Regions from separate parts of the Mus musculus genome. Here all the other regions are linked to region 1. A link is a loop called in an ENCODE intact Hi-C map of the cell type or tissue named here. Cell type or tissue: left cerebral cortex. All regions are shown on one strand. Links, peaks and the distances in the headings refer to the core of each region. The heading gives the core; the rest is flanking DNA.

Region 1 (5,934 bases), core at 486-5,485:
TCCTTCCTTGCTAAATACCATCATACTTAAAGACTATTTAAAATAGGCTCATGCTTATATAAGACTGCTGTTGGAGAATGGCAGCACAGTAACATATATATATATATATATATATATATATATATATATATATATATGCGCCTGTGGGATTTTTTTTTTTTTTTTTTTTTTGGCCTGAGGTTTGCCACATTTGGCTACATTTCTGCCTTCCAATGACTTTGAAAATACTCAAAAACCGCAAAAGTTACTTTGCTGAGGTTGGTATAATAAACAGGACCCCTGGATCCTGGGACCTTTTTATGACCCAGCTTCCACCAACAGGGCTACACTTTGAAAGGTGGGTGTCAGTCTCAGTTTCTATCTTTTCTGGGTTATGTGCTCAACACAAAACATGATGACTGTGCCTTATGCTTGGCGATGATCTGAGGGGATGTAGACATATTACAGCATTTTGTTGACAAATCTAAATTCAACTCCCTGCATGCTTCCAAAGACTCCACGGAAGATGTAAACTCTCCAGGTCAACCACCATGGAATCCCCGTTGCCTTGATGGGTCTGGGATACCGCCCCCAGGGGGGTCTGCAGACTGGACAGTTTTCAAGGGTTCACCCTGAGACAATGCCTCCCCTTTGGATTCTGACAGAAATTGACTTCCCTTATGGATATGGACATCTCAAAACAATAGCTATTAAAATATAATAAAAATAAAAAATAATGTGTGCTAATGAAGTTTGGAGACTTTAGGGCTTTTTTTAAAGACTTATTTTATTCTGTCAGACTTTGATGTATGCCTTTAATGCCAGCACTCAGGGAGTCAAAGGCAGGTAGATCAGTGAGTTCGAGGCCAGCCTGGTCTATAGAATGAGCTCCAGGGCAGCCAAGGCTATACAGAGAAACCCTGTCTCTAAAAACCAAAAGGTAAATTAATTAATTAATAAGGATTCACTTTATCCATGTGTGTATGTGTGTGTGTGTGTTCCTGCAGAAGCCAAAAAGGGATGTCAAATCCCTCGAGCTAATAGGGGTAGTTGTGAGATGCTCTATGTGGGTGCTGGGAACCAAACTAGGGTCCTCCAGAAGAATCGCCAGTGCTTTTTAACTCCCCTGTCCCCCACATCCCTGTTTTAACACTGATTTTAGGGATGGCTGTGAGCCACCATGTGTTTGCTGGGATTTGAACTCAGGACCTTCGGAAGAACAGTCGGCACTCTTAACCACTGAGCCATCTCGCCAGCCCCAACTTAACACTGATTTTAACACTGATAACTGGAACAGAGAGAGATGGTAGTGGTCATGCATCTGTTGGCTTCAAGGGTCCTTTTCCATCAAGGACTAAAATAATGTCCATAAAAGGCTGCAACTCCACAAAGCCCCAGCCCCACTGTTCTCCACTTAGTCTCTACTCACTGCCCCTTCCCCAACTAAAATAGCCAAGACAAGATTAGGACCAGGAATGTGGGCCCCTGGCCCTTCCTCACTGATAATTAAACTGGCTGCCTCAGCAAGAGTAAGGTCTGGCTTTTAACCTTCACGTGCCCCGAACCACTTTAGATAGAACACACATCCACATCAAAGAGTGGACAGAGAGATAAAGACCTGACCACGCCATCCATACACATGAGCCGTGTTGAATATTGAACAAGTAAACATTTCTTTCTCTTAGAGTTATGTCCTTAATACTAAGGCAAAGATATCAACAAGTGCCTCCAAGCTAGAGTGACTCTTTACAAAGTAAGAGTTTTGATGAAACTGTGTACAAGGAATCATAGTGACAAGCGTGAGTAAATAGTTTGATTTTCTCATTGTTTATAACCAAACAATTAAAGTATTACAGCCCTAACTAGAATAATTAAGTGATAATAGCATTTATTAGTCTCTGAGCCTGGAGTTATAAAAATAGATACTTATGTACATGATCGAGTCTGGCAGAAGGTGGCAGGCATTCCCAGCTAAGTGCTACAAGCAGAGTTTCGATAAGTTACTGAGAGATCATGCAGCTTAGAGTGCTGTTGGCAGACACGGGGGAAGGTGAGCGACCTAAACTGGTATACTGAGATCTTACAATAAAAAACATTATAGGGCAGGAGAGATGGCTCAGCAAGTAAGAGTGTCTGCTTTAAGTCTGAGCAGAGTTCAATCTCCAGACCACACATAGTGGAAGGAAAGAACCCATTCGAAATGTCCTCTAACAACACATACACACACACACACACACACACACACACACACACTCCAGCACCTCACCTGCTCAAGACACACACACATCAAATAGTAACTTTTTTTTTTTTAAATAGGTCCTCTCTATGTAGCTCTAGCTGCCCAGAACTCACTATGTAGACTAGGCTGGACACAAATTCAGCCTCCTGAGTGCTAGGATTAAAAGCATGTGCCACCATGCCACCTAAGATAGGTAATTTTTTAAATTTTAGGCATTTTATTTACCAAGTATACAGAAATTGACAAGTACACAACATGTAACTTATACGTGTGCCTTTATCAAATCTATCCCTGTTCACTTTCTGTGTACACAGGAGTTTAGGATGACTCCAACAGTCTGCACTCAGACAGTGTAGCTGCTAATTTAAATAGCAGGCAACTCACATTTACACATCACACATGTCCGTCAGTGCCTCTGAATTCTATTTGTCCAGATGTGACTGCTTGGCTGTAGGGCCACCTGCAGAGTCCCTGTCTGATCGAATCTGGCCTGGCAGCTCCTGTTTCTGCCTCTAACACCCTGTTGGGCAGTAACAAGAAGTTAAAGGCTAAAATGGAGAAGCCAGACTGTCAGCTTCGGAGATAAAGGGGTGAGAGCAACCAGGAAGAAAAGGGGAGTTGAGGGGAGATCAAAGACAGCCAGGAAGAAAGGCAAACTACCAAGAAAGGCTGTTTTCAGGCGCTTGGGACCTTACAGAAGACACCCCCAACCCACGCAAAGCAAAGAAATTCAAGTTGAGCCATCCAGTCATCCAGCGAATTGAATAATTGAATGCCCCACGTGGAAAAAAAGCTAGCGAGATGAAAAGTGACCCACAGTCTAAGGCATAGCCCTACACAGGGTGGCATGAAAGAAACCCGAGCTGGCTTCTTCCCAACACCGTAACTACTGCTGCTTATCCCCAGGCCCAAGAGGAAATCTTTGTGTGACCAGTTTCTTCTGTAGGGGGCGTCCGTGATGTTGCCTTTTTAAGACGAGAAAGACTGCTTGCACCCGGAGAAAATGCTAATGCAGTTTGGAGCTCCGGTTCATTGTCAGGAGGGGCACACAAGGATAAACACATAAGCTCTCCAAGCCATTCTCCTCACTCCTCCTCCTCCCTGCCCCCCCCCCATCCATCCCTTCAGCTTGCTGGGTTGCTATGCTTTGTTCTAATTTGGCCCATGCATAATTTATTCACGTGTGTTTTGTTTCCTGATCAGCAACTTCTAGAAACAAATGGCATGTATAAGATGTTTTATTAAACAAGTTGTTTTTATAATAATAATAATAAAGCAGATGGCCTCAGTCTCCCGGTAACGATGTGTGTGCTCCTGCGTGCGGAGTTTTTAAAATGTCCAGGGTGCAAATAGCTTGACCGATTGGGGTTATTATTTACACCCTTAGCCCTCAGGGGAAGAGGACTGGATGCAAAAGGGGGCGGCTAATTATAAGTGACCATTCGACTTCCTCTGAGGAAAGGCAGACAGGGGTGTTGTGTGAGCGTCCGCGTGCGTGAGCCAAGACGGAGTTACAAATGCATCCCACGGCAAGTATTTCCAATTATTAAGGGATACAAGTGTAAATCTGAACTAGTTCTATTAACTGATTGGCCACCTTCTAGCTTCTCTGTTCCTTCTCCCCCACAATTTCTTATACATGCACTCTTCTGTGGAAAAAAAAAAAAAAAGTGGAAAGATCTGGGGGACCCAGGAGTGTGGAGCTCCTGCGCGCGCCCGAGCGTAAGCCCGCTCCCGGGCATCAAGGATGCCGCTTTGCCAATGAAGAACCCTGTACACATAGCAAATAGATCTCTCCGACTTGAGTTTACCAAGCAGCATCAGCTCGGCTACGTGATTTCGGCTGGAAATGAGGAAATTGCAAATCAGCTGTGTGTGGGTTCTGGAGAAACTCCCAGCCCCAGCGGTGTGGCGGCGGGAGTCGGCGAGGAGCGGGGAAGTTACGCCCATTTCTTCTGCCATAAAACAATTTCTCTCTTCGGTGAGACGCTGTCGCGAGTGCAAAGTAGCTGAGCTTCCGAACGAGAACGGGAGCCAGGAACTCGCATCAAGCTCAGCCTCCGTCTTTACAGCAATATCTCATGGAAACTCCAAGATCTGGGACATCCCTGCCCTATTCCTGGTTGTTGGCTGGTGCAAACGCAGCGGGTTCTCCCTACGGGTTTCTTGGCACTAGGAATCCCACGCACACTCTCTCGCCGCCGCCCTGCTGCTCCCCAAAGCGAACGGTGTTTTCGACTCCCATAGCCAGGGACGCTGTAGCGCGCAGCTAAAAGAGCCAAGATCGACCACTGACACACACCGGGAAGAATTGGCACTAAACACCCACGCTCACCCTCCGACTCCCACTGGCTTTCATCAGGGCGGGGAAGTCCTAGTACACCGGGCACCCACTGGGTGCCCACGCCGCGCCGCGATTCCCAAGGATCCACCCTCTGCCAACATGCCTGCCAATAGCGCCCCTTGAGAGCCACACTAGTTTTCCGAGGCCACCCCCGGCTCCGCGATCACCCGCGGACTTGCGGCTTCATATTCAGTCCACCGACTGGAAGAAGGAAGGAAGGAAGGAAGGAAGGAAGGAAGGAAGGAAGGAAGGAAGACCGGCGGGCAGGCAGCTCCGATCGGGAACCGGCCCCCGCGAGTCCTTGCGCAGCCCGCCCCCCTGTGTCCGCTCAAAGTCTCCGGGAGGCACCTGCCCCTCGCTGTCGCCAGAGCCCTCCACCGCCGCCTCCACCGCCTCGGCTTTTCACCCAGAGCAGGCAAGCACACCATTTATAAGACCTGCAGTTTCCCTGCCTCCATATCAACCCCAAGTTAACCCGGATCGTTAATTTACTAGAGCCAGTTAGCCTACAAATACACAGACACACCGGCGACCGCCCGGAGCGCCTGCCTGATCCCCGGCTGCCGGAGTGGAAAAGCCCGGGGCAAGCACCTGGGCCCCAGGACTCCCGGGACCCGCCGCTCCGCGCGCTGTCCTCCCAACTCCGGAAGGTTTACACAAACTCCCTGCGAGAGCTCGGAAGGCAGAGCGAACGCCCTGCAAAACTCCGCAGCCGCTGCGGTCCGTCTGCCCGCCTGGGTGGACGAGCAGCGGGGCCGGGAAGGTTCGGGCTTGGAGTGCAGGGCTCAGCCGAGCGCACGACGCGGTCTCTGCCCCGCGCTCCGGCCAGGCTCAGCCAACCCCGCGCTCTGGCCAGCCTCAGCCAGCTCCGCGCGGCGCCGGGAGAGGCAGGGGACTCCGAGAACCGTGAAGACCCGGGCTGCTCACGACCCCCGCAGCTCCTGAGCCGGCGCCGCCGCTCTGTGTTCCCTCCCGGTCCCGGTCAGCCAATTAAGCAGAACACAAATGTAACAATTTTCTTTTTGTTAATTGCATCTCCTGACATTTCTGCGCGCTGGGAGGAAAAAAAAAGATGAAGAAGTAAGAGCAGGAAGAAAAGAGGAGCCCGGGCGCAGCGGGAGGTGTCTGCGAGAGCCGGGCGCCGGCTGCGCTCCACAAGGCGCCTTTTTTTCATATTGAAACCACGCGGAATATGTACATTTTTTAGTCTTACTTACGCTTTCAGGGGGTTGTGAATGACAGTCGCCATTTTGCTACAATGTAACAGAATATTGTCTGTCTCAGAGTTCTAAAGGTTCGCTCAGGGGAAGCGGCAGGCCAATCAGAGCACGGGATACCGGCCTACCGGCCAATCGGCGCGGCTGGTCGCCAA
Region 2 (5,934 bases), core at 441-5,440, 360 kb before region 1:
CTGAGACCCGGAGAATCTTAAGTCCCAGAGGCCAGGGCACAGACCTGATCTAAATGGAGATGACGACCCGTATGCCCTTCGAAACACCCTGCTTTGAGACAGAAATTCTGTCAGGCTACCACCATGGGTCCTGAGCTAGTGACCCACCAACGTGAAAGAAAGCAAATGCTGGTGGCTATCAGGCTGAGTGAAGAGAGGTAGGCTTGAGTGTCGCAGCTCCGGTTTTGTTTTTCATTTGACCACACTCGGTAGAGTAAGGCTTATTCCTCGTGCTTGCTTCCTGGGAGGGTTTCACAGGGCACTCTACCAGCATGGGTCCAGCGTTCGCTGATGCATTTGGCTCTTTTGACAAATTGAGCTGAGATCAAACCTTCCATAAAGGCCTGTGGGCTGTGGCTGAAGCCCTCAGCTGTTTTCTGTGTTGTTCCTATTTTATAGATTGGAGAGTGGAGTGTGTGATGGTCTATGGGCTGTTTTTAAGGGCTGGGTTTCTCTGCTCTCAACTATAGGGCATCAGTGAACCTACACTGTTCTTCACTTGCACTGAGGTCTTGGGCAAGGTCCTTGTCTCTTATACCTCAGCCTCCTCATCTCTAAAATGAAGATGCTGTCTCTCCACAGCCTATTAAGTTGGATTTTAGAAAAATCAGATGAGCTAAAAAGCTTTGGAAATTCTTTTAAAAAGATTAAAAGTGCTGTAGATTTGCAAGTGTGACCTCACAAATAATAATGATTTGAGTATTCCTTGGGGCCTTATAAATCTAAGATAAGATCAAATAAGTAATCCCCAGGAGGCACACTGGCTCAGTCCTCTAATTCCAACACTGGGGAGGTAGAGGCAGGTGGTTTTCTGTGAGTTCAAGGCCAGCTTCAGCTGCACACTGTCTCAAATAAACAAAGCAATTCTGTCAACAGCATTGCTCTGGCAGGAAAATCGTGTAATGGCCAGAAGCAAGCTGCATGGTTCATGCCTACAGTCACTGCACTTGGAAGGCTGAGCAGAAAGGCCGACACGAGTTTGAAGTCAGCCTGAGATATGTAGTGAGTTTTAGCCTGGCCTGGCCTATATAATGGTACCCCGTTTTAATAAAACAAAGAAACCAAAATGGGGGGGGGGTCCTTGGGTGTCCAGCGACAGGACTTGAGCATGCTTACCCTAGAGCTCTCGTCCAGGAAAACACTGGAAAGGGTAAATCATGTTGTGATCAGAAGGCTGGCGTTGGACGGAGGTCTGAATGGTGGGGACTGCTCTTAGCACATTGCCAGCAGGTCTGGAAGAAGATAAGTCAGAGGACGATACAAAGCTAAGGTTCCCTTTGTTTCTTCTGTGAGCCTCTGCAGGCTCTGAAAGATAACAGAAGTCCAGTGACCAAGTCCAATGTCCATGTAGCTTGGTTTTAAAGCTCAGAGTAGCCCAGGATGGCCCAAGCACAGTGTCTCTAGGTCATTAGATCATTTATTTGTCTAGTCACCATGTATTGATTTTGTGACCATCCATCCTCCATTTGAGTTGGGAAACCTTGACCTCTGTGGGATGACCCCTATGATGAAATTAAACAGGAAACAGGAGGTCTGAGTGGCTCACAGCCTTAAGACAGAGCTGGCCTCAAACTGCATCGTTCTTTACAAATGGAACAAACCAGTCACTGAGATCGAGTTGGTGTGGAAATCTGTCCATCAAGTGGATTGACAGTTGAATGGAGCAGAGCAGCCTTCCCTGTAGGCTTTATAGCACGTATTTCCTACCTTGCCTTCTTAGCTGTCCAAGCTCCACTGCTGCCCTGACCTATGTGTAATGCTGAGGCTCTCACCTCTGCCCTGTAGCTGGAGTGTCTAGGAACAGGATTTTTCTTTTCCTTTTATAAGTGCCTAACAGCACTAGGATACCGCTCTGTGTCAAGTTCAAGTATTTCAAAAGCAGCTGTCATGCTAGGCACAGTGGCTTCTCCCTATTATCAGAGGGAAAAAATGTAAAAAAAAGAAGAAAAAAAATCACTTCAAGTCTGAGACCAGTCTGACATACAGAGCAAGTTCTGGACTGACCAGGGACAGCAAGCAGACAAACCAACCAACCAATGTTCTTGAATTGTAATACTCTTAGCTTTGCCTATCACAGTAAAGCAGAGGGTACAATTTGTCTCTTAGCTTTAAACTTCAAAGAGCTTTGGGGAAGCAACCATAGTAATCAATAAGGACCAGCTGAATTATGTTTCTAATTTTAATTTCAGCGAAACTTGGAATATTCACTATGCGCCAGATGTTTGAGGTGCTAGAAATCAGCAGCTGTATAGGCAGATCCCGTCTTGGAAAGAGCCCTCAATCTAATTGACCGAATCTCTCTGCAGTCCCCATCCATTCCTGGAATGGTTGAAGACTTTAAGACCAGAATGAGACCTGGGTGATGAAAGATACCATCTGAACTACACCCGTCTTGAGCAGACTGGAAGCCTCTAGCCAAAGTGTCTATGACTATGGAAATGTAGATGTTTAAGATCAGTGTGATGAAGGAATGCAAGCTGTCTTGCCTTTGTTTTGTTTAAAAGCCAAAGTGTTGGGGAATAAGGTTTCCCAAGAAGTCCTCTTAGCCTAGGCGAGGCTGTCCATCTTTGTTACGGTGATATCCAAGTGGCATTGTAGGCCTACTTCCTTGTCCACTGTGTGCCACACTGTCACTGTCTTTACTGAGGATTCCCACCACAGCTTGCTTCAGAGGTTACTCACTGTATTCTGTGGGTGGTGTTATTTTTAGGGAGACAAACAGCAGAGGGAGGGATGAATTCGCAAAGAACAAATCAGTTGTGTGTGAGCCAGTTCTGTTTATTACCAGGCGTTCCTGGAGAGAAGAAAGCAAAGAGTTAAACTCCAGAATGTCTTTGTTGTTTATTCTCTGCATAGATTTCTAAGTACCAAACCCTTAAAGAGGGAAGGAAAAACAGTTTTCTTCTGTGCGACTAACATTCAGGGAGGTGGAAGGGAATATTTGAAGCTATGTTTGTTACTCTTATCTCAGAGCAGGCATAGAACAGCATTAAAATCCTGTGCCTCTGGGCAGTTGAGTTGTATCTGTGCGATGCCAGGCAGGGTAAAGGCAATGGATCATTTTCTCTCAGACTCATATATGACTTTTGAATGATCTCTGATGTGGAAACAAGGGACCCTGGGGTCTGTTAGACAGCCCAAGAAATCCAAACGGATCTTGTCATTTCAGATCCACATGGTCTTAAAACCGTCATTCAAAGCTGCATCCCTGGGACTAAAGATGTAGCTAACTGCTGGAGAACTGGCCTAGAAGGCACATGGGAGGACCAGGGTTCAGTCCCCAGTACTGCAAGAATCCAAAGGACAGCTACAAAGCTGGCCTGACCAGTCTCTGCTCCTCACTGTCCGTCACCAAGGCTCCTCTCCTCCTCGCTTGCTGAGCAGACACTGAGCTGTGATCCACGTCCTGACCTTCCCACCACAGCATGTTCTGTCCTATTGGACCCATACTGAAAAGATCTAATTTTCCTTAGGCTTCATCTGGCCATGCCTAAAGCTTAAAGATCTCTGGTTAAAGATGAGTCTCCAGAAATCCAGACTGGCACCTCAGAGGTGCGTTGTCTGTGACCTGCTCTTACATGCCTGAGCCTGGGCCTTTGCTATGGCCGTTGCTAACCACGGTGATGATGGATGGCTCTCAGAAGGGAATGGTGAGAAGTGACTATACCCAACATTAGGATGACTCAGACTTTAAGACTTGAGGAGGAAGGCCCACCCCTCTTCCACTCCTCCCCAACCCTCTCACACCCCTTCACCTACTCATAGAGGAGCACACTGCATCTTAGCCTAGAGACACTGGGCCCCTTTGAACCCAACTTCCAGCCAGTGAAAAGACAAAAGCCTTTGAAGATCAGCCCATGAAGATGGGTGGAGCACGGCCTATGGGTTCAAATGATGGCTTTATCCCTGCGTGAGACATCCCACCTGGTATAGTGTCAGTAGTCTTGTCTGTAAAATGGGGCTATTTAACCTCTATTTCACGACTAAGTGTGGCTAAACTCTGTCCCCCGGTCCCCTTTGCTCCAAGCCTCTCCTTTTCTCTGGAATCCTCCCTCTACCTTCTGTCTCTGCCACACCGCCTCCTACACTCGCAATCGCACCACAAGTTTATCATTATTACTTGGCGTGTATAATCATTTTGCAGTGCTTCTCCTCTGCTTCTGCACTGGAAGTATGATTGACGGGGCTAGAAGCGGGCCAAGTGGGGACTTGAATCCAAGCCTTTGGCTCTGGGCCCAGTTCCCCCTCCCCTGCCCCCTATACACATCGCATCCTGCCCCTCATTTTCCTTCGAGGGACCTGACAGCTCCCCAAGTATGGCTATTATAGGAATGGAGGGTCACAATGGGGCACGTGCACCTGCAGAAAGAAAAATAGGACACTTGAAAAATCACAAGGAGGGCTCTTGGCCGCTATGCACATTCCAACCGAGTGGTTTCCACTCCAGAAAGATGCTCTTCTGCTGGGAGGTGAGGTCTGTGCTGTTTTAGGAGGCTGCAGCTCAGAAGAAGATAGGACAGTATTCTTAAGAGGTTCAGCTACTCCGGTATGCTTTGAGCCCAAGGCCTTGGACACTCATCTGACTACCTCCCCACCCACCTACACACACACCTCTCCTCAGAGTCCCAGTGTTTTGTCTAAAAAACAAAGGATGTTTCCAAATGAGGGCTCTCACAGCAAAATATTGATTCGGAGCAGGTGTGGTCAGGAGACAGCATGTATTGCTTGCTTACCCCAGCTCTTGTGTTTCCTAGACCCTTGCTGACCCTTTGCCAGCCTTCCTGCTTCTGTCTCAGTATCCCAGGCAAGCAGAGGACCCATTGGCAGAGCAGCCAGGGCCAGGAAGGGACAAGGAAGGAGATGTGTGTCAGCAGAGGGACATCTCTGAGCACTGTCAACCACTAAAGGGGTTCAAGTCCTTCCTACCACTGGAAAGTGTGTGGCGAAGACATCTGTGTGGTTTAGGTCCTAAAATTGTGGTTTCTTAATATAGATAGAGCCATTCTTGTTGTCCCTCCTGGAGCTGTCTGGGGGGCAGGTATGGCCATGTGGCTCTGCCTTTTTGTGGTCAGCCTTCATCTCCATAATATATAGAGGGAGATGGGGGAGGGGCAGGTAGTTGATAAGCAGAAGAGAAGGAAGGAAAGTCAGGGCAAGATGAGAAGACAAGGGAAGGCAAAAGAAGAAAGGAACAGGCTTTTTCTCGAGCCCTGTTTCTTCACCCAGGACTTGGCTGGGCTCTCCAGTGGTTCCCTTGTAGTTTGCGGATGCTAGATATACATTTCCCTTAGGACCAGTTGTCGGCAGAATGGTGCAAACACACCAGAAACCCTCATAAATCAGCAGAGGTCACTGCCAAGAGCTTTGGACACTTGCTGTCCCTGGCGGTGATAAACTCATTGCATTTGGGAAATGGCCAGAGACCCCGAGTCTGATCTTAATTCTCATTCCCAGAAAAATCTCAGCTCTGGGTTCACCCACCCCCTGTTTACTGTCTTTGTGTTTCCTAGACAAAACTGGAAGGAACACGCTTTCCTGACATCAAAGGCAACATTTCTTTGTCTTGGGGAGGAGGAACAGGACAAGGGAGTCACCGAATCCCTAGCCTGTGGGAAAGCCAGGTTCCGTCCAGAAAGAACCTGGAGCCATGGCCCCCCATTGGGGGCCTGGGAGATCTCCAGAGTGTCAAAGGCCTGCTTTTGTCAGACCTGAATGATAGGAACACTCTTGTCCCCCAACCCCCCACCCCACCCCACCGTGTGTGTGTGTGTGTGTGTGTGTGTGTGTGTGTGTGTGTGTGTGTGTCCATGTAGGGTGATTTGAGGCATCGTGATGTCAATCAACAGTGAGCAGCAGGACTGGTGGGAACACCCCCTTCCAGCCAGTCTGCTCTCA
Region 3 (5,934 bases), core at 313-5,312, 320 kb before region 1:
CAAAGGTGCTTCGCTGAGAAGGATACTGCAGCTACAGTTTGGTCCGTCTGGATGGGCGGACTCTTCCCCCAAAACTCCACAGTTCCCTACACCTTCTCCAAACGATGGACGTGGAATAACAGTGATGACAGAGGGCTGGCAGCAAAGTGTTGTCACAGAGCCTGTGAACGAGCCAAGCAGGTAAAGAGGTAAGGCTCTGAGAACCAGGCCAAGCCACTGAAGGTCTCTCACAGAGCGCAGAATTCAGGTGTTCTAAATAACAGCTTTATTTTTTGTAGCTGCATTGTGAACCTGCAAATGTAACTATATCCATGCATTGAGAGCCACCATGGTCATTGGCCCTTGCTGAGGCCCCATGTTGGACTACTAAGAGCTTGAGCCCTTCAGACATGACCCTGGTAGTCTTCAAGGTCCTCGTAGCTCCCTGGCACGACAGTATAACCTAGAATCCTCATCATGTGTAACCACACATCAGGGAGAATCTGTGTAGGTCAGCACTGAGAGAGACCTCAGAGGTATTTTGGAGTGGTGTGTGTGTGTGTGTGTGTGTGTGTGTGTGTGTGTGTGTGTGTGTAAGAGGACAGAGCAGCACACGTGTCTATAAACCCAGCACATTCCCACAGAGAGGTGGGAGGCAGAGGCAGGCTTACACAGCATAAAGAAGCTCTGTCTCACACAGGACGGAAAGGTAAAAAGCTGACACCCAGTATTGTCCTATGATCACAGCACTGTGACCCACATCTGCATGCACCATAACCCCCCCCCCCCACACACACACACACACATACACAAACAAGAGCTCACACACATACACTCATATACGCATTCTAAGTCATGGGGTAGAATTGGCCTAAACAAGCTGAGACTTCCACTGACTGCTCCACAATATTAGAATCAAAAACTCCTTCCACAGTCAACTAGCTCAGAGCCCACTGGCCACAAAACGGAAAACAGCCTGAGTGGCTTACACAAATGTTACACAGGGCATAAAAATGACATTCCTAGGGGCTGGAGTGATGGCTCAGCAGTGAAGATCACTGGCAGCTCCTGCAGAGGTCCTGAGTTCAATTCCCAGCAACCACATGGTGGCTCATGACCATCTGTAATGGGATCTGATGCCCTCTTCTGGTGTGTCTGAAGATAGTGACAGTGTACTCATGTACATCTTTTTTTTTTTTTTTTTTTTAATGGCATTCCCCAGTTCCCAGTCTGTAAGACCTCCCAGGGTCCTCTGCCATGTTGTCAGGTTTTCTTCTCCAGTCACATTCCAGCCCCTTTAGAGTGTGTTCTTCCAGATATGCACAGAAAGTAGAAAGACATCATTTCAAAACTTATGACCTAGATACAAGTAGTACTCAGGACGGTGTAACAATGCTGGGTAAAGAAATGTCTAAGGAAGAGAGTTGAGGGCCTAGAAGTAAACCCACACACGCACAGTCAACTTTTGCCAAGGAATGTTCTGCAACAGTTCAATGGGAGAAACAATGACCTTCTCAACAAACGGTGTCAGGCAAATCAAATTAAATAGAAGATGAGGAGCGACCCCGTGTCCCCATCTTACACCATAGTCAGAAATCAGCTTAAAGAGATCAAAAGGCTCAGCTGTGAAACTCTCAGAACAATAGAGAAGGCCTATGTGACCTGTGAATTTGTGAGGTCTTAGCTATGATGCTCCCACCCCCACCCCGACACAAAGGACTAATGAGAAAAACCAAACCAAAACAAACACAAACAACAAGGAAACTGGACTTCATCAAAATTACAAGCTGTTTTGTTTCAAAGGCTACCATCAACGAAGCGAAAAGACACCCCCAGACTGGGGCAAATTTGACAGTCATGTAACTGACAGATACATCTAGGACAAAGATAGAACTCTTGAAAGTCAGTAATAAAAGAGATAGGGTGCAGCTAAAAGATGGGCGGAAGTGCTGTGGGGAGTTCTCCAAAGGAGACACGGGAATGGACAGGAGGCATAGAAACCCCCCAACACTGTGCACCACGGGGGAAATGCAAATCGAAACCAGAATGAAATACAGTTTAACACCCACTGGGCTAGCAATATCAAAGAAGACAGATAATAACAGGTGTCTGTGGGGAAATTGAAACTCTCCTACAATACAGAGATGTAAATGGCAGAGACGGTGTATGAAAGGCTGAATCATCTTCAAAAAAAGCCTGGCACTTTCTTAAAAGTTTAAGCCTAGAGTCAATACATGACTCAGCCACTCTACCCCTAGTTATTACACCCAGGAGAAATGAAAACATACAGAAATGTAAAACACTTCTGTTTGGAGCTGTGTGACTGCTAATAAACCTAAGCTAGAAATAACCCACATCTGGCAACTGGGAAACAAGATGTGTTATGTCCGTGAGGTGAGATATTGTTTGGCAGTAAAAATATAATGAAGAACTAGTATGTGATACAATGCACATAAAACGACGTCGTGACCAGCCTGGAGATATGACGCTAAGCGAAAGAAGCTGGACACAGAGCTCTGTCCTGTATGGTTCCACGGACATAGACTGTCCAGAAGAGACAAATCTGTAGAGACAGAATGAAGACTAACTGTCGTCCAGGAGTAAGGAGGATGATGAGGAGCTGAAGACAAATATCCGTTGCTAGTGGATATGGAGTTTCTTTGGGGGAGTGATAAAAGTGTTGTGAAGTTGGTTGTAGCGATGTCTGCACGGCTCCAGAGACAGATTTGAAAGCACTGGCATGTGTTTTAAGTGAGTGGGTTATATGCTGACTCATGTGCCTGGAAAGCTGTTAGAAAAAAAAATAAGAGAGAATGAAAGAACAAAGAGAGGGAGGAGAAAAGGGCGAGGGACAGACAGACAGACACACACACACACACACAGACAGAGACAGACAGACACACAGAGAGAGAGAAAGAATGGAAAGAAATCCAACCCGACTATTCTAAGTCATCAGGAGCAGGGCTGGTCAGTAAGGAGAGTGGAGTAAGGTATCCACAGAAGGCTTTGAAACCCTGCACAGTGCCAAAAGCAGGGTTGGAAAGTACCAGGTCATCCCAGGGTGAGTGATCCATTTCTGCTGACTTGACCCACTCTGGAAATTAAAGCCCTTACACACTCTTAGTAGGAACTAATGTAATTAAATGGATTCGTGAGATCTTCAGATAAAGGTGTTTTCAACACTCTCTGGTATCCAGTCTGAGCCGTGTTGTTTCCCAAAGCTGTAAGCCCCAGGACACTTGGGCTGTGTGGGGGGACATCCAGATGGGAGCCAGAAGACTTCTTCCTAGCCTTGGGCCAGCACTGTTAGCCGTGCATCCTTAGGCAGCTGAGGAGGTAGCAGCTTCCCTGGGTGATGTTCAACCCCAGCAAAGCAGGAGGCCTGAGAGGACTCAAGAAACCTGCCTCTTTGATAAACATTCTTGGGTAAATTTGATGCCTAGGAAGGTAGGAGTCAACGCTGCCTAAGTTCTTTGTGCTTGGGAACGATATGACTCTGAGAAGGTGAGAAGCCCAGAGCTGTCTCTTCTCCACCACTTCCCCAACCTGCCTGGAATAAAGAAAACCTTAGTCTGTGAGCTGACTGACTGACTGTCTCCAGAATCTTCTAGCGGGAACCAGCTCCGAGGCCTCTCCCCACCCGAGCTGGCTCTCTGTGTCTACTGCCTTCACAAAAGCAAGAACTCAGAAGCTGATCCTGTGTTCCCCTCCTGAGAGGAAGTCCCTCATTTAAGGGTTAAAGCAGCTGCATGCACATATGCACACACACACACACACACACACACACACACACACACACACACACAGGACTATGAGCTATGTGCTTATCTGTTAAGTTAAATGCTTCTATTCATGCAAGACTTTGCCAAGGTGAACTCGCTGAGCCCTCAGATAAATGCATCAAGTCAGAAACAAAAGGAAACACTGGGATCAACCCAAGAGATAAATTACAAATCGGATTAGTGGATCTTCCCCTCGCTCTGCCGTGGAAGCACACTATTAGCTATCTAGACGTGCCCAGTGGCTTGCAACACCCACACATGAACACACACAACATCCATAATGCCTCCCTTCGGTCAGGCACAAAGCAGAGGTGACCTTGACACGTCTCCCTCCCAAGCCGTCAGCCCGGAGACCACTGGCTGCCCTCCTAATTCTCAGCTTTGGGCAGAAAAACATGAACTTTCCCTCTGGCTCTCTCCCCCCTCCCCCCCCATCATGCCAGCTGGTGAGCCCACAGAACTGCTGCTGCCAGTTCACACAGCGTTCTGTGATATTCTCTGGTCCCTGGTGCCTCCTCCTACCGCTCCTATACACCCCCCCTCCCCATCACAGCCTGCCTCCTGTGCGGCAGACTAGGAGTGACCATCTAGCTTCTGGCACCACAAAGGAGAAAGGACAAACTAATGAGAGAGCTCTGAGGGAATCTTTCCCCTGGAAAACCTTAGGGAGAGATGAGGTCGGGCTTTGCAGCTTCCCTGACAGTGACCCAGGGGAATGCCTGACGGAAGGCATGTCCTAGGAAGTTTAAAAATATAATATCTGGGCTAGGGAGATAGCTTAGTCAGTAGAGCACATGCCTTGCAAGCCTGGAGACCTGAGTTTGATTCCTAGAGCCTTTGTGTGTGGGGGGGAGAGGGGGTGCGGGGGGGGGGGGGAGGGAGCCAGGCATAGTAATCCCAGACTTGTAATCCCAGCACTGGAAAGGCAGAAATGGGTGGATTGTTGGAGCTCTCTGGTCAACTAGAGAGCCTATTTGGCAAACTTCAGGCCAATGAGACACCCTACACCAAAAACAAGGCAGATGGTGTCTGAGAAATGAGACCCAAGGCTACCTTCTGAGCACACACATACATATGCTTCCCATACACACACACACACACACACACACACACAAAGGTTGCAATATTTATCAAGATTGGTCATAGGGCAGGTGTTGTGCTGGCAGAGTTGAGTAAAAAAATGGTTCTTGTCCACAAAGGCCACGCCTTCTAGTGGAAGGCATCAATATGTAGCCAACCTGTCATGACATGAGCCAGAGACATAAATAAAATGCACACTGGGCAGAAGATATGAAGAACAGGTTAAAAAAACAAAACAAACAAAAACACCTGGCTATTAGGCATCAATCAGAAGAGGACCTCGTGATGGAAGCCCTGTGTGCAGGACTGGAGTGGACTTAGAGTTGAAAGGTCAGAGCCAGGGACCAATGAGAGATTCAGAAGAGGGCTTAGCAGTGAGGGCACAGAGAGGCACAAGCCTGCAGGAGGCCGCGGGAGAATGGGAAGCCCTACAGCAACTCTATGGTCCTGGCTTGGAGGGGAAACGTGGGAGCTGAAGATTTCAAAGGAATCAGACTGGGGGAGGTGCTGTGGAGAGGCAGTATTCTAAGCCTGTCCTAAGCCGTTAGGGTGAGACTGGAGGACCAGGGGCAGCAGATTGGTAGGTGTGCAGGAACAGCAGAGGGGGGAATGAGGGAGGGACGGAGGGCGGGCCCGGAAAGCACATTTCAGAGTCTACTTGTTCAGGAATCAGCAATTTTGAGGAGTCCAGGTGTGACTATGGGGGTGTCTACACGGCAGTGGAACAGGCAGGCAGAAGTGGAGGTTGGGGTGGGGGTGTCTTTGGATGCTGGGGATCATCTCTGGGGACATCTTGGGATTCCCCTGGACTGACAGCAGTGGAAATGGAGGAAGGCAGTAAGAGTCAGACATGGCAGTCCTTGTCCAGGGGAATAGAGAGAGATGATGTGGGGTCCAGAGATGAGGGCATTGAAAATGAGGAAGGACTCTCCAGCCAGTGCTCCTTGGAGCAACAGAAAACCCCCGACAGAAGTCTGAAGGGAACAAAGACACCGAGAGACATATACTTTCTGCATTGCCCAGATTTCCCCGAGGTTCCTCCAGATCGAACTTCTCTCCACCACCCTGAAATCCAGGCAATAAAGGCTGAACC
Region 4 (5,934 bases), core at 611-5,610, 220 kb before region 1:
ACTAGCCTAAATAGGCTGGTTTTGTTTTAAACTGACTACTCTCCTCAACTCCAATGAAGATAGGAAGTCCTTTACTAATTCCATTCATGATATCTTCAAACACACGACCTGCAAGTAAGCCACTATAGACTGAGTTTAAGAAAATTAAAAATAAGTAGATCCAGCCAACCAGAACTTATTGACCTTGGAATTGTAGACTAATTATCTAAGCTGATAGAACCAAGTTTCCTCACCAGTAAAGAGGAGATGCTTGACATGTGACTCAACTTACGAGGATTTTTCCAGAGTTAGAAATCAGTAAATGTTGGTCCTGTATCAAAATAAAAAGAAACTTCCACATCTGGGGCACAGAGAAACTAAAACAGTGCTCACAACAAGAAACTCACACGGAAACCCACAACATAAGCAACCTCACTCCTGAAGACCAAGCAAAATCCCCCATGGAAAAATTCCCGATGCATGAGTCTGCTCAAAGTTTAAGTACATGTCCAAGATCATATTCATCAGCCATAACAGGAGGCATATTGGAATAAAAATTAATTAATTTTATTCCACCATGAAGTAAGAACCTCCAAACAGCCTTTAGTTCTCTCCCCACACGATGATCTCTTGTTCCCTCAAGTGCTGTATAGAGGCAATATCAAGTGCCAACCCATTAGGTGCACAGAGACACACAAAGCAAGCAGGAAGACAAACGGATGCTATTGATGTGACGGTCCTGTTTTTTATTAAATCCCCCTCTCTAAAATGCCAGCAGTAAATTGGATTGCTGACTTTAAAGTACCTTTAGAAATTAAATGCATATTCCTCATTCCCGGTGCTGTGGTGAGCTTACTCTCTGATCCCCTCAGTCTTCGGGACAGAAAATGACACCTTAGATTAGGGTTGCTACAAGCATCAGATAGCCAACCTATTATACCAGTTACCTTTACAGCCTTGATTTTCCCCCAGAGGATTTGAACTGGCACAGAGTTCTGTACCTTTGCTTCTCCCACGCTGGGGCTGGTACTGAGAAAAACAAGGTGACATTTCTGAAGCATTCTGGGCATGTCCTTCCATAGGTGATTGCGAGTTCCTTTTTATTCCAAAATGTTCATAGTGATTCTAAACCCAAACCTTCTAGTAGCTCATACCACTCCTATGGTCCATGAGGTCACAAGGAAAGGCTTCCTGTCCCTGTGAGGTACCCAGACTCTGTCTAAAAATTACAGTTTAGGTAGAATAGTTACCTGCAATATTCTCTACAACCTTGATCAGAATTAGAATTCTCTTCAATGAAATCTAGTCACTTGCTTTTAGGTGGCTGAAATTGCTTTTGAAGAGGCTGGCTTTTAAAGACACATTCGTTACAGGTATCCTTTAGTACATCAGGAACTGATGAAGTCTACACCGTATAATACATGTTTCTTAACAATGGCCGATTTGAGAGAGAGAACAGAGGGCCAGCAGTGGGTTCGAGAATCAGGTTGCTGGGTGTCGAGACCTGGTTCCTTACTATGTGTGGTACTTAGGTGCATTCAACCGCATTTCTAGGCCTCTGCCTCTTCACCCATAACCTGGGGTCATGCAAGCATTTATCTCGGGATAGAAGTCAAATGAACTACTCTAAGGAAAGCACTCAAAACAGAGCCTAGTACACACGTTGATTCTGTTCTCTGGAGCAGGGGCATAAAGACCTAATTTCAACACCATCAAGTCTTCCAGGACAGCTAGCTGCCCCCTCCTATTGCGTTCTCTCCGAAGCACTATCCCTCTGCTTTAAGACATGCCCCCACCCCGAAACCGACTTCTGTTCCACTCACTCAAGTGAGCGAACCTCTCCAAGTTGACTTTTCCTTGACTGAAAGGTGGGAATCTGGTCATCTTCCATGTTCCATCCAGTTCCTTGAGTTTTCCTTAAAGAATATGAATTCTGAGTCTGTTTATAGATGCTGGTGCAGTAAGGAAATGAGTTGTGATGCTCAAACAATGTGAGGCAGCAGCACGGCATCACTTTTGCTGGGTGGATGGAGGATGGCAGCTGCTATGCCTAACAAGAGAAACTGAAAGGCAAACTAAACTAGTGATGTAAATCAGACAATCAGATAATGTCCTGGGAGTTAGCCTTGTTAGTAAACTATTGGTTCTTTATTAGAAGCACAAGTTAGACTCCTAAAGTGTGTGTGTGTGTTTAATTTGTTCTAATCACATGGGTTTTAAAACATCCCAAGTTCAAAGTCAAATTATCACTGATAATTCCAGGATCATGAACAACTAGACAAGACTTCAAATGGTTGTGTAGACTGAATATCCTTTTTATTGACCTGGAAGATGACATTTCATCAGTGAGAGTCATAACTCTATGAACCCAATATCTGAATCAAAGGAAGGAAGTACAGAGCTGAAAGTAGCAGAAGGACAGAACCCTACTGAGTTGCTGCATGTGCGCATGCGGGAACAGTACCACATGGGAGGCCTATGCACCATTCCTTAGGAAGAAGAACATATGTAGATTCAGCAGAACTTCCCCAAAGTGGGTGGCAGTGTCATGTTCAACCTCACAAAACTGAGAGCAAACATTCGAATCAGCTTATCCTGCTTCTTATGAAACAGAAGAGGAAGATGGTCCTTTGTCTTGGGCTACTAGGAACACTCAAAAGCTTCCATTTTTAGGTGTGTCTGTATGCCTTTCCTTTTGCTGAGTTAGCTTGTTAGTTTATGAGTGATGTAATTCAGGGAGACCAACAAAATGTGGACTGTAGGAACCAATCTCCTCTGATACTTACAAGCAATCAGATGACTAGGCGACCAGAAGGACCTTGGAATGTGTGCTAATGGAAGCACACTGCCCTGGCCATACTTTGTGAGAATTCAGAATCTTCAACAGTCCAGGTGAATGTTGGTCAGAGGTCTTTCATGTGGTTATTGTTTGTTTGGTGGGTGTATGTGTGCCTGTGCTCATGAATACTCCCATGTGTCTGTATGTGTACACACACACCAGGGTGTACACATGGAAATCAGAAGACAACTTACAAGAGTCAGTTCTTTCCTTCCACCTTAGGGATACCACAGGTCAAATTCAGGATATTAAGCTTAGCTGCAAGCACCCTTGCCCAATAAGCCATCTTGCCAGCCCAGAGATCTTTGATTTAGACTAGGTCCCTTGGCTGTAAAACAGGTCCTCAGAGCCCAAAAGACCACCCTAGGCATGCAGTACATGGTCTCTGCCTCTTTTATTCCTACCCAGGCCAACAGACTTCACTTCCACAGTTAACCACGGGAAAAGGCAGCCAAGCATTTCCCCAGCCACTCTCTCTTGCAGTTAAAGCCAAAAGCCAGAAGCCAGAAGTCAAAAAGCTTGCCATTCTATATAGAGCCCCTTCCCTCGCCCCCCCAAGCCATCATCAGCCCAGCACCTAGGCCCAGCATGCACAACAGGGCAGATTCTCATTCACCACCCCAGCACCACAAAGGGGGAACCCAGAAACACAAAAGAGCAAGCTTAGACAAACCAAAGGAAAGAAATAAAAAAAGAAAAAAAAAGGAGGAAAAAAATTATGATGGTTTTGCACTCGTTGTGAGACAGTTCAGCCAGGACATACCTGTTTCTGCAGGGTCTCGCAGCTGTCCTGTTCTCAGGGACTGTCAGTGAAGAGGACAGTCTTCTCTATCCCTGAGGCCTCGGACCAAGTGTTGCTTTGGTTTATTTCAGGAAATGCTATTGGAAAGATAAAACAAAGTGCCTGGCAGGCACTATAACAAGTAGAAGAAATCTGGAAGACGTTCTCGTCCAATGGGCGGCTACATGTTCTTACACCGGGGCAGAGGGAGGGGAGATACAGTGTGTAGTATCACTCTTCCTTCCAGGAGCGCCGGCCTCGGTTGCTCTGTCAGAGCTGAGCCTGTCTGTGATTTGCTGACATTCCGTTCTGTGTTTCAGAAGCTGATCTTTGCCAGGAGGAAAGTGAGGGAAACCCAGCAACAAGGGAAGAGAAAAGGGGCCGAGGGAAGCGGCCACTGCTGCTCTGGGCCAGCGCTGGAAGGAGGCCAGCTGTAACTGGCCCCAGGCTTCTCTGGGATGGTTGCCATTTCACACAAGCAGGAAGATGGAAAGGTTGTGGAGGAGACATGGGGAGGAGTCTGCTCTGTGGAGTCACCAACTCCCATTGAAGAAGTTCTCCACACACACATACCCAGTGGCCATTCTCTCTCTCTCTCTCCTCTCTCTCTCTCTCTCTCTCTCTCTCTCTCTCTCCTCATCTGCATCTAATAATAGTTATTTATAAATAAATATTGTTAATGTTATTTGTTTTCAAACCTCATGTTCCTCTTCTCTTGAAAACAGGAAATCAACTCTGCTCACATCAAAAAGATGCCCTCCCCCAGTGACAGAAAATCCTCTTAATTTCTCCTACTTCTAGGGATAAGAGTCCATAAGAGCCCGCCATGATGCCATGGCTCCCCAGAGGACTCTCATCCTGCTCTTCCCTGGTTCTCAGTAGTGTGTGCTTCTGTTGTACCCAAAATAGAAGGAAGCTAGGAGAGGGAGGGACACGTGGGAGGCAGAAGGAAAAGGCAAGGATTAAGGGAAATGCCCAAGTTGTCTTTCATTTAAAAATATATATCAGAACTAGAACAATGACCAGAGTCAGGGGGAGGGGTGGCTAATTGGCCACACAGTCTGTCCCATGTGCTCAGCAGCTGCCCTTTTTATCTGCTGTGGGTGAACCCCGGCCACTGCGGCGTCCTCGACAGGAGCGAGGCTCTTCCAAATCGTCCTCATCAAAGCCGTAGAAAGTTGAGGTGTCACTTTCTGACGTGGAACCGAATAAGTCCTCCGTGGTACGTGCTGCGGCCGCTGCCTCCTTCTCCTTCCTGCCTTCTCCTCCCAAATGAGCTGACATGTATGATGAATATATCAGCACATGGGTTAAGCAACAGACAGCATCATTAATATTCTCATTATGTCATTACAGTGTTATTCCTAACAGCAAGATAATAAGCCAGTGTTAGACCAAAGGGGACTAACCGGGTACATCACCTGATGACAGGGATTTAGGACAAAGCAGACATTTCCAGGAAGATTCCACTTCCCAGAAAAGGCCTCATCCCGACCATGATACATGTGTCCAAATACACGCACAATCCCTCCTTAGGTTTGCTTGTACAAAGGCACACACTCACTCAGCCCTGCCCCACACAGTGCTTTCACTTGGCGCTTTTAAAGCCTTGCTGGCATTTCTTTGTAGTTTCAGTTGGTGTTTGTTTGAACAATGTTCGTCCGTCACTTTGACAGTCAGCTTTACCAAGGTATTACTGTCAGATAACCCATTCAAAGTGGTTAAGCCCTCGTCCATTTTATTTTTATTTGGACCCGCTTCTAATCCCATTCTTTGACAGCTCTTCCCATTGCCCCCTGACGCCATGTATGTAGTTCACGTGTACCAAAAGCAAAGAGCAGTTGGCTAAGTCTGCTGGTAGCTCAGAACTCCCTGCTTCCTTTAACCCTGCAGGAAATGTTTGCAATCTCACACCATGGCCACTAAATGTGTCCATGTCTTAGCTACTCCAAAGGGTTCACCCTGTCCATATGAACTCAAGACACACTGAAAGGTGACAATGAGCTTTAAAAACCCTAATGAATACAGTGTCCTAAAACCTATAAAAGTTAAATTCTTTTCATACTCTATTGGAACCCAATACCATAGTGATGGTCCCTTCCATGCAAGGGTCAGACAAGACATTTTCTCCCAGGACCCAGAGGCAGTGGGTAAGCTGAGCAGGGGAAATCAATTCATACAATCCTCTGGAAGGACCTTGAGGAGGCCCTGGACATGTATTTACCCATCTGCCTCAGCAGCCCACCCCATGGGCTAATGCCACCTGTATAAACTGTTTTAACTATTCCAGGAACACTAGAGTCAGGTGTTGAATTATGACCCTCCAAATTCATTC
Region 5 (5,934 bases), core at 382-5,381, 370 kb before region 1:
GGATCCCACAATAACCAAACAGATGACAAGTCAGAAGAGAGTGACTCCTGAAAGGCTGTGGCTAACTTCAGCAGTGGCTCCTGTCCTGTGCCAAGCTCAGCTTGGGCACTGTTCATGCTAGTTGTTCATGGGGGCAACCCCGCATCCCAACCAGACAAAAAGCTCTTTTTTTTTGTCCATTGTTCTGAGTCACCCAGTGACCAGCAGAGGGCACAGAAACACATCCTTCTGCCAAGGAGTTCACTTTTTCTCTGGGAGCAAGCTCAGGGCTGTGTTGTATAGCCTCTGAACATTCTAGCTAGTGAAAAGGCAGGTAAGCTGGTAAGTGCGGAGATGTACAGACCTCCTGATGGAATGGTAAATGATCGATGGCGCATGGCTTCTTGTGCGCTAGCCAGTCTGGAAGAGAAAACCCCCATTGCTTGTCAGCATCTAGGGAGAAAGGGAGCAAGTGAGGCAGTCCTGGACCATCCTCCAGTTCCATGGACCCCAGATGTTTTACCCTAGTGCGTTTGGAGCAAGCTGCCCTCTCCCAAGACCAGTTTCCTCTCCTGCATTCATTTCTAAGTCACGAACACAGATCAAATGCCAGCACAGCACCACCTCTCTCTGCTCTGACAATTGGCAGTGGCTAGGGGAGAGGCAAGGCAGGTGGTCTCCACACACCCTGGAGCCACCAAGCCCTGCCAGTCCCTAAGGCTCTCTGCTTCCAGCCGAGGGCTTAGTGCAGGATGGTTGCATTTGATGGAGCGGCTGGCATTTGACAACTAACCGCTTCCTCAACGGAGCGGTACCTGCAGGCTTTTGATAAGAGCAGCCATTTCTCTATCCTCAATGGGCCACCCATCCACAGAGGATACACAGAAGGAAGCTTTTGTGGCTCTTTGGCAATGGGAGGGCAGGGAGGGGGTTGGCCTGAGCTCCCAGTTCAGCTCAGACTGGCAAGGCAAGAAGAAGGCAAGCACAAACCACAGCCTGTTCTGCATTTCAAATCATCACAAAGGTTCCTCTAAGCCAAGATGGTAAACACATAAGAGATGTCAGGATGCTGTTGTGACAACATTTTTGCTGTCACCTAGGAGAGACAAGGTAGGTCATCTCCAAGACAGACAGAAGGCTGGGCTGAGTCCTATGTACACAGAAAGAGAAAGCTGTCCAGGGAATGTCACTCTTATACACTCTGTGCCCTCCCCCATCCCTTTCTCCCTCCTCCCCCCACTTCCCCTTCTCCCTCTCCTGTGACATGCCTGCTGTTTTTCCTTGTGTTTTGATAAAGCGAAAATTCTCAACTTGAACTGATGGAAGAAATCTTTTGATTTCAATGTAAAAATATATTTGATTTGATTCTGAAGTTTGCTTTGACATCCTCTCTGCTCCTTCTGTATACTCTGGGAAGGATGTGCCATACAGTGCCTCTCTCGTCCTTCTGCAAAAGGCATCCTGAAGCCCCCTGAAACCACAGGGGTCTACAGAGCCTAGAAGCTTCAGATATTCTCAGGGCCTTCCCATGGGGTCTCCATGGCTTCCTACACAGCAGACTAGATTAGCAAGGGACAGATGGTAGAAGGTGACCTCCCAAGTGACACTGATGGAGGAAGCAAACAAACAAAAAAATCACCCATGGACCAACTATTTGTGCGAGAAGTCACGGAAGCCCCACAGGCACAGGGAGAAATATGACCCAGAAGGCTGTCCTCAGCCAGAGACTTGGCCCAGAGGCCATTCCATGCTCCTTTATTGACCCAGTAGGTACCATAAAGCTCTGCGACTTCTCTCCCTGGAGGTAGATGAGATCCAAGGAGGGCTGAAAGGCAGGAGATGAAAAGAGCATCTTCGAGGCCAGGCAGCTTTTATCCCCAAACACCACTCAGGGTGGGAGTTGAAATCCTAAAATCTCAGGGTGGGAGGTGGTGATCCCAGGGTGACTGGCCTGCCGCTTGCTTGTTCCTTGGCTCCCACCCAGGTGCCTGGAAGCATTCCAGAGTTAAGTGTGGCTGGGAAATCATCCAGGGTCCCTCTTCCTTCACCCACTTTGTACCCATTTCCCAGATGATCAAAGTCTACCTGGAACAGTACAATTCCAGACAGCTACAGAGCCAGGCTGAGAACAGAACTGACTTCCCTGTTTTCTTGATAGAGGGGTGTTCTTTTCTTCTTTGCCTTCTTGGCTCTTCAGGTTTGGGGGGGGGGTTTCTTTAAAGAGATCATTAGATTCCTAAAGGGCAAACTGGGAAAGTTGGAGATAGCCTGGAATCAAGCACAATGTCCCAACGTTCCTAGTGGAAATGGGGCTGCATTACTTAGGTCTGCCACTGGGTGACACCTTTGGGCCACACATCTGTGAGCTGCAGAAAAACACGCAACTCCTTTTTAAGAATAAAAATATTTAATACTATGAATAAGCAAGTACATCTTTCTTTGGGTGGAATTTAACGGCAGATTGAATGGCCTTTCTGCCTTATGGCTCATCTGAGTTCACCCACACCCACACACACACACACACACACACACACACACACACACTCATGTCTGTGTTCTATTGCCTGTGGCTGTGCACTGTACACTCGGCACAGCAGTGGATCCTTCACTGTCTCACTGAGGACACAGGCCTGTCCCCTTTGCAGGGGAGGGTGTGCCCTCCAGCCCTGGGTGCCACTGAGATAATGCCTTGGAGAATCCTGGAGCAGGGGGTGCTGGGGTTGCTTTAACTCACTTGACTAAAGCTCTCAATGGAACGTGTTCATATGGGGCTCTGTCCATAGCTGAGAGATTCTGGGGAGGCAAGTGGAAGTAAGGGTGGGTACTTTTCTCTCATACTCCCTAAAGAATCTTTTGGTAGAGATGCCTCTCCAGCTTTATGTCTGACATATCCCCTCTAAACTGTTTATTGAGGACCTACTAGGTGCCCGGCACCATATTGAGAACTGATGTGAATACCTGCCCTACCTCCCCCCTCCACCTCCACCCCTTGTTGCTCTCTAACATGAGTGGCTGGCTCATTCTAGACAAAATGTCTTTTATAAATTCAGGGTTCTGCATGCTTTTGGGACATGTTCCTTTTAATTTTTTTATTTTATTTTATTCGTGTGTGTGTGTGTGTGTGTGTGTGTGTGTGTGTGTGTGTGTGTGTGTGTAGATACCTACCTGTTTATATGCACACCACATGCCTACAGTACCTGTGGAGGCCAGAAGAGGGAATTGGATTCCCTAAAACTAGTCACAAGGAATTGTGAGCTGGCCAGTGTGGACGCTGGGAACAGAACCCAGGTGCTCTAGAAAAGCGGCAAGTGCTTTTAACTGCTAAGTAGACGCTTTAATCTCTTTTTCCTATTTTGGTGTCCCTAAGTGGCCCCAGCCAGATTTGACAGCAGGGCTCACGTTGTGTAGAGATCTGCATGAAGAAGAGTTGATGTTTCAACCAAGCAGAGTTTTTATTTCTGGAACACTTGGTAATCTCTGGAGATATTTGCTAGTTGTCGTAGCTTAAAAGATGCTGCTGATACCTAGTAGGCCGTGGGGAGGGGCTTGGGACTTGGTGTTCTATCTATGAGACAGCCCCTCTATACCAAAGAGGAATCCCCCAGCCTGAATGGCTATTGTGCTGGAGTTGAGAATTCTTTACTCAGAGGGAAGAGGACATCTTGCCAGTCCCCAGAAGCTCACATCTTCTTATGTGTACTTTTATTCTGTCCCCATCAGTACTCTCTGTACTTTTAGCAGTCCTGTGGAACTCACATGTGGCGTCAAGACAGGCAGGGGACACACAGCATCAGCTCTGGAACCGTCTCTAGCAGTGTCCAAATAGAACTGACTGTGTTTCTGCTTGCGCTCCAGGTTCTGGCTGTCTGTCCAAGATCTCAAGAAGCAACCTCTACAGGACGTGGCCAAGAGGGTGGAGGAAATCTGGCAAGAGTTTCTAGCTCCCGGAGCCCCAAGTGCAATCAACTTGGATTCTCACAGCTATGAGATAACCAGTCAGAATGTCAAAGATGGAGGGAGATACACATTTGAAGATGCCCAGGTTTGCTCATTGACCCAAATTATTGTCATAGGGCATTCCTTAATCACTTTACAACTCGATCCTTTAATACAAATCAGAGGTTTTATGAGTAGTTTGACCATCAGCTTTCACTATTTATAAGTCAGTCAGTAGAAACTGTGCCAGGTAAGTGTACAGTGAAATCCCAAGATCTTCTTGTTAGGTTACATTACTACACAGATACAGAAATTTATAGTTCTTCAAGTTAGGATGCTAAGTGGAACTGCACCCTGGGAAACCCACCGTGAGTTGAACTAGTTTAGTAAAATGTACTCACTACGCACGTCAAAGCTTATCATTTTCAGAACACGGTCAGGGATCTGCCCTTTTCCTCAGGAGCACAGGCTAACTGGGAGCTTCAGCTCACTCACTATCCAGTGTCTAGAAAGAGGATCATACCAAGCAGCACTAGTTGGAGAAAGATCCAGATCTGAAATCTATTGAGTGCCCATTGCTTATGCACCGTTGTAACTTCAGGGTACTGTAAGTCAAACGGCTATATATTGTGGGACCATTTGTATCTGTCTTATCTTTTCTAGAGAAAAAGAAAAGTGATTTACAGAATTTTACAAAATCTAAACCCCTCTACTAGATAGGCTGAAAACAATAACATGACACCGTTAAAGTGGGAATTGGGAGCTGGCCAGGTCAAGAATCAAGTCCACCCCTGTCCAGCTGTGATGCCCACACTTTGCACTGCTTCCATGGTGACTGTCCCCAGGCAGTGTTTTCTGGGTGTCTATATTCCAGGCCCTGAATAAAGGTGAGATACCACAAAGAACAGATGAAAGCCCTTGTCTTCAGCAAGACCCAGGTGAGAGAGACAGACAAATCAGTAGGCCATTTCAGCCGTGGGAAAAGACCCCAAAGGTGTGAGCTCTGGTGTTAAATGGAGACCACAGGATGAATTCGACCCTGCAGGGCCCTGTCAAGATGCTTACAGATGCTATACACAGAGAGTTCGAGTGGCTTGCCCTGCCACTACCATCCTATTTAGGATAGTCTACACTGCTATACCCATGCAAACAGTGACATAAGGCCATGACCAGTGTCCCTTGTCACTCGCTCAAGACTTCAGTCTGAAAACAGCTCCTCACCCACACCTTTTCTCCCCCATCTTGGTGTCCACTAACAGGCACGAGTGCCCATGTTGGGCAGATTTGACTCAGTCTTCACCCAATGACATCATGAGGCCCTCGTGGTCTTGGTAGCTTTGGAGTAAAATCCTTAAATCACAAGGACTCTTCCCCCCGCCCCCCGCCATATCTTTGTATATGCTCTTGAGGACAATATTGATGTGACTCCATAGGCGGGGGGGGGGGGGGTGTGGAGAAGCTCTTTGAGGAAGCCCTGTGCAGATGGCCTGAAACACATGATGATGAAGTTATAAGGTTATGAAACCTCAGAAAGAGACACTGGCCAAGCCATGATGTGCCCAGTCTCTGTGACACCCCAAGTGTTTCACCAGGGAAGGCTTGCTCTAGCATTTCCTCATGGAAACTCTTGAACATAAATGAGGGGAAAGAACAAAAACACAAACCTTTATGAACCTCAATATCCAACCTCAAGGGCCATGAGTATGTGACCAATCTCCTCTTTGCTGTGTCCCCGCCTACACTTTTACCTGCTGACCAGTTAAGACAGTACCCTTTTTTGTTTTAACATTGCCACAATACCATTGTCACGATTTAATAAAGTGTCCATAGCTCCTTAATACCGTCAGACAAGTGTATGTACTTTTAACAGTCCCATAAATAATTTTTAAAACACCATTTAAAACCAGATTCCAAATAAGGGCTGCATAGTGCTATAAACCAACATGTGTGTTCTTAAAGTATACTTTAATTCTCTTTCTCCCCTCCCCAACCCCTGTGCATATTTGATGAGGTCAGGCC

What was found. A loop is a pair of places that touch in the nucleus more often than their neighbours do. Peaks named below come from ENCODE experiments on the same cell type or tissue, not always from the same donor. Only the 100,000 strongest peaks of a DNase experiment are listed, where the experiment ranks them.
Region 2: it touches region 1 in a loop (3.0-fold over the local background); 24 of 42 quality-filtered maps call a loop at or near these places.
Region 3: a loop joins it to region 1, with 8 times the contacts of the local background. A loop is called at or near these places in 3 of 42 quality-filtered maps.
Region 4: it touches region 1 in a loop (2.4-fold over the local background); 2 of 42 quality-filtered maps call a loop at or near these places.
Region 5: it touches region 1 in a loop (3-fold over the local background); 30 of 42 quality-filtered maps call a loop at or near these places.

The regions. Positions count from the first base shown.
Region 1 is chr12:83,481,898-83,487,831 of GRCm38, forward strand. Dpf3 (D4, zinc and double PHD fingers, family 3) reads right to left here and starts at 5,839. Exons shown (of 11, transcript NM_001267625.1): 1 at 5,780-5,839. The coding sequence starts at 5,811. In left cerebral cortex, for the core only: a CTCF peak has its summit at 3,177; DNase peaks (open chromatin) are centred at 3,168, 4,266 and 5,213; H3K4me3 peaks cover 2,097 bases; H3K27ac peaks cover 1,816 bases.
Region 2 is chr12:83,122,757-83,128,690 of GRCm38, forward strand. All of the region lies in intron 15 of Rgs6 (regulator of G-protein signaling 6), which reads left to right. 1700030I03Rik (a long non-coding RNA gene) reads left to right here. Exons shown (of 2, transcript XR_872868.2): 1 at 1-197; 2 at 2,229-2,510. Among named protein-coding and RNA genes, the nearest start is that of 1700030I03Rik, 4.3 kb to the left of the region's middle. In left cerebral cortex, for the core only: no CTCF peak of the experiment used is centred there; a DNase peak (open chromatin) is centred at 2,742; H3K27ac peaks cover 547 bases.
Region 3 is chr12:83,165,782-83,171,715 of GRCm38, forward strand. No RefSeq gene overlaps it. Among named protein-coding and RNA genes, the nearest start is that of Gm51988, 14 kb to the left of the region's middle. In left cerebral cortex, for the core only: no CTCF peak of the experiment used is centred there; DNase peaks (open chromatin) are centred at 2,207, 2,733, 3,152, 3,628 and 2 more places; H3K27ac peaks cover 2,149 bases.
Region 4 is chr12:83,264,752-83,270,685 of GRCm38, forward strand. All of the region lies in intron 8 of Dpf3 (D4, zinc and double PHD fingers, family 3), which reads right to left. It also overlaps the pseudogene Gm18872. Among named protein-coding and RNA genes, the nearest start is that of Gm51988, 110 kb to the left of the region's middle. In left cerebral cortex, for the core only: no CTCF peak of the experiment used is centred there; DNase peaks (open chromatin) are centred at 2,525, 3,947 and 4,525; H3K27ac peaks cover 657 bases.
Region 5 is chr12:83,112,279-83,118,212 of GRCm38, forward strand. It overlaps Rgs6 (regulator of G-protein signaling 6), which reads left to right. Exons shown (of 17, transcript NM_015812.4): 15 at 3,835-4,021. Among named protein-coding and RNA genes, the nearest start is that of 1700030I03Rik, 6.2 kb to the right of the region's middle. In left cerebral cortex, for the core only: CTCF peaks have their summits at 2,313 and 3,212 (motif pointing right); a DNase peak (open chromatin) is centred at 2,315.